2 separate regions of the Homo sapiens genome follow, and region 1 is linked to region 2. A link is a contact called in ENCODE Hi-C or POLR2A ChIA-PET data. All regions are on one chromosome and are shown on one strand. The core of a region is the stretch at or near the end of the contact, and the rest is flanking DNA. Distances in the headings are between cores, read along the strand shown.

Region 1 (4,755 bases), core at 666-3,165, 37 kb after region 2:
AGTGCGCTCTTGCTTGGCATGTACTAACATGCAATGCTTTTTAACATAACTCTGTATCGCAGTTTCGTATACTTATAGTAATTTAATTCTCTTACTCTGTATGACACTGTAGCTTTGAAGTGATTCTTATAATTTTTTTTTGCTTTACTATATTTACACTCCACTACTGTTTCTGAGCCTTTCTGTTCATTATAAGTTTTCATTTCATTGCTGAAACTCAGGATAATCTTTTTGAAAATATTGCAAACAGCAACTAAACTCTGCCTGGGTAATACCAACAGTGCATATTATTCAACTAAAGAGGTAACAATATCTAAATACCTATGACCATGTTCACACACATACAGACAATGGCAAATAAATCAGCACTGCCACCCAGCAAATAGCAATTCAAACATGCCATCAATTATTAGATCCACATTTCAGAGATGTTAGCATACAAAAAGGCATGTATTGGAATTAATAAAATATGGTAATTTGAGTTAAAGGAAAATGTAAAGTACATTTTTTACACACCTGAACTTATAGAACAAAGTTATACCCATTACACTGGTGTAAGGCCCTCCCCATACAGCAAAGAGAGACTATCACTTGCATTTTAAATGCATCCAGTTAAGAGTTTCATTAGCAGGCTGGCCACAGGATAAGGTCCAAAGTCCTTAGTCTAATATGATCTCATGATCTCTGGCTGGAATAGGTTAAGCAGGAACAGGATCCCTGAGCTGCTGACATGAAAAGGAAGGTTATATGGCTTCACACAGGAAGTGTCACAGCATGCATTTTTCTGTCTCATCAAAGAAGACATTTTCAGCCTGGCCCTTAATCAGGTAGTGAGTCTTCCTGACGAAGAGCAGACTATAAACTTGCTTTCACCATGTGGCTGCAGCACAGTCTTTAAAAATGTATTTTCATATATATATAAAAGTTTTTATATTAAAAAATGTACATATACAGGTAAAGAGAGGATAGACATGTGCCTAACAGCTTAGGCTTCTAGTCCAACCAATATGTATTTGAGTCCCAGATCTGCACTTATTTATTGTATGACAAGTTGTTTAATTTCTGTGTGGCAGAGACTGGCTAGATACTCACCAAAATTGTTTCCTCTTCTCCTAGGTGTATAAGAAGATTATATTTCCCAGCCCCCTTGCATTTCAACAAAGGCATGTAATTGATTCCTGGCCAATAAAATTTGAGCAGAAGGAATACACTACTTCTAGGCCTGGGTTCTAAACCCTTTTGTATGATCTCCACTTCCTCTCTCCTTTGTCTTGTCAGTGCCACCAGATTCAGAGGACCTAAGGGAGGATTCTGAGACCCATATGAAAGGAGCCTGAATCCGTGAATAACTATGTGGAGTAGACACCCTTGACCACTAAGGTACATGGACATGAGCAATAAAATAAGGCTTTGTGTGTTACAGTAGTTATCACACTCTATTTAATACATGCTGTATACCTCAGCTTCTTCACCTGTGGAAAATATTAAGTTAATTACTCAAAGGAGTAGCACAATGCCTTTTACATAGTAAGTACTAAATAGTAGAAGCTATGTTACTATTGCTGTAGATATCATCCTTGTTATTACTGAGGCAAAGAACTCAGGTATAGATGTTGAACAAGCAGGCAGTTTTTTGCGCATATATTAGAGGGAAGTAAAACTTTTCTAAATATCAACTGGTGCAGACTTATGTAAAGTGAAATTTGAGCAATCACATTTCAGACACCAAGAATCATCCGCAAATAGTAAGTAATAAAGACCCTGAAAGAAGGAAGTGACTGATTCCTGAGCAGGCAGCGTAGGTTAAGGACAAGTGTCGGTTAAGGACCAGCATCAGAGTCAGAAGGAGGTCAGCAGAAGCTGGGAGAAGAGGAATCCAGATCAGGCCAGAACAGAAACTGCTCCCCAGGGCCACACTGGGCAATGTTTCTCAACAGTGCTCCAGGGAAGAGGAAGTAGTTGTCATCATCAAAATTCTACCCCCTGAACATAGAATGGTTAAATTAAAATAGAATTAAATACATGTAGTTCTTATTGTTTCCATAAAATTATCAGAGACCATCCTGGTAACTGCTATAGAGACATCCCCCACCTGCCATTTGGATTTGATTCTCGTAAATAAAATGAATCCTTCTTGTCAAACATTGCTTTAACAAGCTTTATTTCTTTTGTGATTTTTTGTTGTTGTTGTTGTTTGTTTGTTTTTGTTTTTGTTTTTGTTTTGTTTTTGAGACAAAGTCTTGCTCTTGTCCCCAAGGCTGTAGTGCAATGGCACTATCTCGGCTCACTGCAACCTCCGTCTCCCAGGTTCAAGTGATTCTCCTGCCTCAGCCTGCCAAGTAGCTGGGATTACAGGCGCCCGCCACCACGCCCAGCTAATTTTTGTATTTTTAGTAGAGATGAGGTTTCACCATGTTGGCCAGGCTGGTCTCGAACTCCTGACCTCAGGTGATCTGCCTGCCTCAGCTTCCCAAAGTGCTGGGATTACAGGCGTGAGCCACCGTGCCCGGCCACAAGCTTTATTTCCTTTTTTTTTTTTTTTGAGACGGAGTCTGGCTCTGTCGCCCAGTCTGGAGTGCAGTGGCGCAATCTAGGCTCACTGCAAGCTCCACTTCCCAGGTTCACACCATTCTCCTGCCTCAGCCTCCCTAGTAGCTGGGACTACAGGTGCCCACCACCACGCCCAGCTAATTTTTTGTATTTTCAGTAGAGACAGGGTTTCGCCGTGTTAGCCAGGATGGTCTCGATCTCCTGACCTCATGATCCTCCCGCCTCAGCCTCCCAAAGTGCTGGGACTACAGGAGTGAGCCACCGCGCCCGGCCCACAAGCTTTATTTCTAATTGTGTGTGCAACACATTCTACTGGCATTTGAGACTTTGCCAAGTCAATCTTGTCAGTTGTTTATTCATTCACTCATTCATTCATTCAAACATTTATTGAGCACCTACTCTGTGCCAAGCACTGTGTTACCAGATATATAGCAGCAGCAAAACAAATACAGCTTCTGCCCTCATTGTTCTTAATAGGGGGCAGGGGAGACAGACCAGAAAAAGGTAAACAAATAACAAATAAAGGTATAATTACATATGTAGGAAAGTAATCTGAATGTGAAAAAAAATGAAATCATTAAGTTTCTGATAGAGAAGAACAAGAGGGACTGGATTTAGAGAGAGCACGTGGGGAACCCCGCCTGAGGAGATGATGTTTAAGCATAAATATGAAGAAACAGGAGTTGACCAGGGGTAAAGTACTCCAAACCATAAAGAAGGATCTTGGGCAAGGCAAGAAGCATTTCAACAATTGCAAAGAAGCTACTGTAATTGGAGCCCAAGAGTGAGCAAAGGTGAATGCGGTGCAAGATGGGATTGGAAAGGTAAGGAAGTACTAGACTGTGCAGGGTCACAAACAAAGCTGGGGTCTAAGCCAAAGACATAGTTGGGGTCCTTTCCAAGTGCAACAAAAACCACAGGAGGGTTTTAAGTGGATGCTGTCATATGATCTGGCTTACAATGTTTAAAGTTCATTCAAGATTGCCAAGTGGAGAACTGGCTAAAGGAGACAAGAGAAGAAGCAAGCAGACCCATTAGGAGGAGGCTGTTTCCATTCTCAAGCACACGCTGGTGGCAAGCTGGATGAGCAAGGGGCAGAGATAGTGACAGAAAGGACATAGTGAGAGATATTTTGGAGGTAAATACTTCAGAACTTGCAGATGTGAGAGTGAGGGCAACAGAAGGATGAATGTCAACCCTCAGATTTTCTGTTTAACCAGCTGGGCATATAAATGTGAATTTTACTGAGATGGGAAAAGATGGAGAATAAAGTGGATTAGGGAACAGAGAAATCAGAAATTCCATTTTGGACTTGTTACTTGGGAGCTATCAAGGAAGCCTGGTGTCCCAGCACTTCTTTCTGAGCTTTCTTCCCATTCTTCCCTAACAATAACTCTCTGATAATCAATTTGGACTTTTTCCTGTCCCCCAAAGGCCTCCAACAGTAGGAAAAATCTTTCTCTCTGCATGATTTTACTCCCTATTTTCTACCTACCAAAATCGTATTGATCTACTCCCACCCTGCATTTACCATCAAGTTATTTATATCATTCATTTGAAGCGCCACATGACAGTAATGAATGGGAGTTACGAGTAAAAACTTTGGATTCACTCACATCTGGGTTTTAACCCTGGCTCTGCTATTTGCTGGTTGTATGATAAATTGAGCAAACCATTTAACCTCTTTGAGCCTCAGTTTATTATCTGTAAAATGACATAGTCAACCCACCATGGCAGACACTGCTATTTATGTTCCCAATGTAAGTTCTCTCCTCATTTTTCCTTCTTATAGAGCCCCAGTTTTGTTCAGGGTAACAATGTGCCCAGCTAAAATGCTCAAGCAACTGGCTTCCTTAAAGCTGATGGTAGCCTACTGACATTGTTCTGGCTAATAGTATATAAGAGGAAGTATTCTTGAATTTCTGGGAAAACATTCCTTTTCTTATATAAGTGCCCCACGCCCGTTACACCATCCTTCATCCTGCTTTACACACAGATGTGATGCTTGAATGGGCAGCAACTATGACTGTGGAGCTAAGGGCTGTAGAGCAGAAATATGGAGGAGACTGTGTCCCAGGTGGTCCTAACCAGGGCAACAAACTCTAGGCTTTTTGTAGCATGATATAAATAACCTCCTTACTTGTTTAAGCCAGTATATATTTTTTTGGCTTTTCTGTTGCCAGTCAGCAAATACATTTTAACAAA
Region 2 (4,825 bases), core at 1,515-4,014:
CATATCCTTTCAGTTATCGATGAAAAATGAAGTTGAAAACACAATAATCAGCCTGTCATTGAACAATGCAGCTGCAGCTAAGATCAAGTTCTTGACTGACTTTGCCGAGCCCAACCAATTCAAAGGAAGAATAAAAACATGGTCAAGGGACCCAAGACCCAGCTCTTATCCCCTACTCAGAGAAAACCCAGAGAGAACCAGCCTTCTGATGTCTTGTCCTTCCTGGTTTTGACCAACCTCTAAAAACCATAAGAACAGTTTGTCTCAGTATTTCAGTACTTCCGCTTCCAGGCCCAGGAAAGAGCAGGAAGTGCAGGGGCGTGTGAAAATCAAGAAAAAAGAAGAATTAAACCCGCTACACATGAAGCGCTCAAAGACTTCCTCTGTAACCTGTTGCAGCACACGAGTTTCAATGTGCTTTCACTGAGAGCCCAGGGGGACTGTGCTGTCCCCAGAATTTCGCACCATGCCCCACACTCTCAATGAACACTTGTTGCCTAAAAAAAAAAAATTAAATTTTAAGACCTTCAGTTTCTCTATTTGTATAAAGTGATTATAAAACCTACCTTATGGAGCTGTCTGATGATCACATATGAAATCGCATATGTTAAGTGCTTATGCAGCGTCTGGCACATGATCAGCATTAATTTTATGTGAACTGCCATTTTGATGGCAGTGGTGGCGATCTGATGGTGGAGGAGGTTTAGTTAGCGCTGGGTAGATTGTAACATATACCTATCCTTAATGATTTGTTCAACCTGGAATTTTGGACGGAGCCTGGGCCTGAGGAGTTGAACCTTAGAGTGATCCATTTCTCTTGGAAAAGTCCTGTTCAGTTTGAGCAAGAAACTCTGGAAAGGGGAAGGATGTATTTTAATCCCAGCTACCAGGGTGACAGGCAGCAGAACTGAAACAGCATGACTAAGCACAGACCATCTCCTTTCATTACATGGGGGGCTGAGGTCTTTCCTCTCTACTGCCAGGGACTGGAGAAAGGAAAGATACCCAGTTTAATTGCATCTGATAAACGGATAGTAAAGTCCAAGAGTAGACAATTGGAATATTTCCCCAGCCTTTTTCCTGTTAGGTTCTCAAAGCTAGAAAAAAAATGCTGAATGTCTTTTCCCTAACTTCATATCGCCATATGAAGCCCAGCTAAGTTTCCCTTGAAGTTCACTAGCCCATTTCCTCTGTAGGTCTACAGGGGCCACCTGCCAATGTGCAGGGATTAAATGAAGAAATAAAGACCTAAGGCCTTTCTAGAAGCTAAAAACCCTAGGACTCCCTAAACACTTTGGAGTTGCAGCTCCCATTGGTTAAGAGGTATGGATCGCATAGTTTCAAGCTGAGCCATGCTTTTCGGAATACTCTGCTTTTTCTCATCTTTTTCCACTATAGTAATACTATAAATGAGATCTCTTCCAGAAATAAAGGCAGAAAGCCCCAAGCTCGATGCTAAAGATGTTTGTGACAGAGTTCTGCAAGAATAGGATATTTGCAGTCTCGTCTGCGATAATCATTTCAGAAGTGGCTGCTGATACTGGTAGGTATGCAGTCAGCAATTGTGGTGGAAACGGGGAATGTCTGCTCAAAGAGACAGAATGTGCAATGACTCAAATGATTTCCAGCAATTGTCAATACTATTTGATGTTAGTCATTTATGCTACCTTTTTCTTATTTATAGATTCCTAGCTTTAAATTAACCTCCCTGATATATGGAAGTAATTTGGTCAGTAATAAGTTCCTTTGTTTTGGGTTTTTTGTTGTTTTTTTTTTTTAGGACTATGTGGCAGAGGAGACTCCTGACTTTCACTTCTCTAAATAACCAACAACTCCTCACTGTCCCTGTGTAAAGCTATCATGGCTGTGGGGAAGGAGAGACACTTCAAGGACAGCTCAGAGCAAAGTACCAGTTTAAAATCTTCTCACGAGAAGAGCAGCATCCTTCACTCATTTGTCCTTTCACTGAGGGTGCACTACATGTACTCACTGTGCTAGATATTGGGAATACAGGGCTGAGTGAGACATGGGCAGACTCCCTGAGAGGTAACACTCAGACTACATCTCAAAGGATAACTAGATATCCGCCAATCAAGATGGAGCAGCAGGCCAGGTATACAGGCTCAGCATCACTTTGGGCGTTGCTTTATCTTAAAAAGCTGCCTGAACCACTTAAAGGGACCCACTGCTGCCTTCAAAAGAGTACAGTGATATGCATCTTCCTGAGGTCTTTCTAAGCCACTTCTGGAGCTAGATATATGTTTCTCAGATGTCTCTGAAACAAGGTTTCCAGGCAACTACATCTGAGGCCATTGGTGCTGCAATATGACTGAAAGGAAAGAGGGTGTGTACTTCAACAGCCTTGCTGTAAGCAAGGTGGCTTCATCCCCTCCCCCCACCTGAAATTGAGAAACACAGAAGTGACCACAGTCCTAGGCCACTGTGTGCAAAAATGGGAAATGTCACTCATCAGGTCCTCTCCCACGTTTAACCAGAATCATCAGCCTATAGATTCGGGAACTGAGTGGCTTGACCATTTTGCACGTAAGCCATATGCAATTGGTCCAAAGGAGACCAGTGAGCAACAATTCAATTTAGAGTTCACTGAACTCTCTGGTTTGGGAAGGAAATTGCTAGTAATCAATTGCAGCAAGCATACAGGCTCAGGGCCAGGAAGAGAAAAATCACTTTAATGGGCAAAGCAGATGTTGCTAAATTCATTGCAAAAGTGAGATGGGCACAGAGCCAGGCCTTGCATGAGAGATGCTGATCTGTTCTCCTGAATGAACAAAACAGAGACATTTCAAAAAGGGGGGTTTCTATGAAAGAAGCCAGAGGTCTGTGTCCCTGTTAGAGTAAATAAAAGAAAATGCACCCAGGTGTTCAGGTCCCCCATACCACCACAGGACTTAAAGTTGTTAACATCTTACGAGGATTTTTAAACAAATCCAGAATACTAGCAAAAACTGCCTGGGGAGTCTTCATTCGGTTCTAAGGAGAGTATGTGGTAGAGTAGAGAGAACACGGGCTTTGGCATCAGATCTGTTTCTTCCATGAATTAGTTGCTTCCACCACCAAGAAGTTGTATGACTTGGGCAAAGTTCTTAACACCTCTCAGTCTCAGTTTCCTCCACTGTAAAATGGGCCTAATGTCATTTACCTTATTAGAGCAGTTGTGAGGACTAGTGATAATGTCTGTAAAGTATGGTAGAGAAATGCACTTAAGCAATAACATGTTTTCAGAACCATGAAAAGACTAGTGACACTAGGATGTGGGGAGAATTGGTTAATGACAGGGCAGGGTGGGGTGGGATGGGGAGAATTTCTGGCCCAATATTGACCAGCTTTGGCACGTGCTCTTGGTGAAGGATTACTTCACAGGTCACATGTTTCTTTGCATGCTTAGGCTGATAAAACATCTCTCAAGAATATAAGAGCTCAGCAAGTGTAGGAGCATAGCCCAAGAAAGGTCACTGTGTGTACTTAGAACATTTTCATGGAGTAGCTTCAAATGCAAGCCTCCTAAAAGAGAGTTGATTCTGATTCCCCAAATCTGAAATGTTCTTTACTTACCTAATTCCCACTCATCCTTCAAGGCCCAACCAGAGTCCCTCCTCTGAGAATCATCCCAAATTCCTCTGGAGCTCACCATCTCTACCTACTCACATATTGCCCAGTTTATATCAGCTGCCTTCAATCCTTCCTGGAACAAGACATTAATCCCATTCAGTAAAAACTTTAAATGCTACTTACTCAATTCTTTGGCCTGTCATAGTAAAGTGTCATACACTGATCATCACCTGAATCATGTGGTTCTACCCCAAATACTTAGCAACTTCCTAGAGTTTAGATATTGAACTTGCACTAATTAAAATCTCTAAATCAGAAGGCAGAGAGAGCTGAGGGCTCTGACACTTGACTAGTTGTGTGAGCTTGGGCCAAGTTTCATGGCCTTCTCAAGCCTTAGTTCTCTCATCTGTATACTGGAGATAATAATAGCACCTTCCTCCTAGGACTTGTGTGAGACTTTCGTGAGCTCGGTCCTGCAAAGTGCTCAGCACTACATTGTTAGCTGAGTAGTAACAGTCACTTTCCTGAAAGCTTCTTCACCCAGAGGGGCTAGCCCATGCCTGTGCACAAAGAATGTCAAATTACATTCACACCCCCTGAGATTTCCAAGCTACAGGCCATTTTCACAGTGGCCACTCTCCAGAAAGCTAAGTCCTGCTGAAAGTATGTTTCCAAGTTGCCATCACCTTTAGAATATTTCTGATAAGCAAGCAAAACTGCCTGTGGCCTTTGGCAGTGAATTTCTGGGGGCTGGTAAGAGGAGGATGTTTACCAGAGCACAAAGGCCAGGTCATAAGCAGAGAATATTTTGGCCCAGACAGATCCCAGAGAAGGCATTTTTGCCAAGCACAGACTCCATTCTCAGGTCCTGAAGTCAGCATTAGACACTAAACAAACCTTCCCGGGTTCACATTTGTTTACTTTTGGCCAAATGCAACTTCCTGTTTGAAAGGAAAAGGGCAGTAAAGCTTTCTATAGCCTTCTTGGACATAAAGGCTCTACTTGAAACAATTGATTTGCTAAGGATAAATGAATCAAACGTACACAATGGGGATCTCCCCTCCCCTCAAAATGTTCATGTTTCAACAGGGAAAGTGCTCAACAAAACCAAAACAAATATTTTTTCAACTGCTGGCCAATGAAGATTGTTTAGGCCATTTCTTCTCCTGAGAGCAAGAAAAACAGACATCAGGAGAGAGCTGAGTTACATGTGCTGTGTCAGAGAAGTCACTGCGACACACTTGGGGGTTGAGAT

What was found. A loop is a pair of places that touch in the nucleus more often than their neighbours do. ChIA-PET counts read pairs that join two places held with the same protein, here RNA polymerase II (POLR2A). Pooled maps may share reads with other maps.
Region 1: a loop to region 2 is called in a map of naive thymus-derived CD4-positive, alpha-beta T cell, with 2.6 times the contacts of the local background. The contact joins two enhancer-like sites. A Hi-C loop is called at or near these places in 2 of 168 maps with a recorded cell type or tissue (CD8-positive, alpha-beta T cell and naive thymus-derived CD4-positive, alpha-beta T cell), 14 of 37 single-sample maps with no recorded cell type and 8 of 50 pooled maps. POLR2A ChIA-PET finds 5 or more read pairs at or near these places in 4 of 52 experiments (BJ, OCI-LY7, T-cell and 1 more).

The regions. Positions count from the first base shown.
Region 1 is chr10:88,024,796-88,029,550 of GRCh38, reverse strand. No RefSeq gene overlaps it. Among named protein-coding and RNA genes, the nearest start is that of PTEN, 160 kb to the right of the region's middle. RefSeq lists a silencer at 1,895-1,944. Within about 2 kb of position 1,915, at least 6 of the 41 ENCODE cell types and tissues checked have a DNase peak (open chromatin) inside an H3K27ac peak, as active enhancers do.
Region 2 is chr10:88,062,595-88,067,419 of GRCh38, reverse strand. No RefSeq gene overlaps it. Among named protein-coding and RNA genes, the nearest start is that of PTEN, 200 kb to the right of the region's middle. Within about 2 kb of position 2,764, at least 15 of the 41 ENCODE cell types and tissues checked have a DNase peak (open chromatin) inside an H3K27ac peak, as active enhancers do.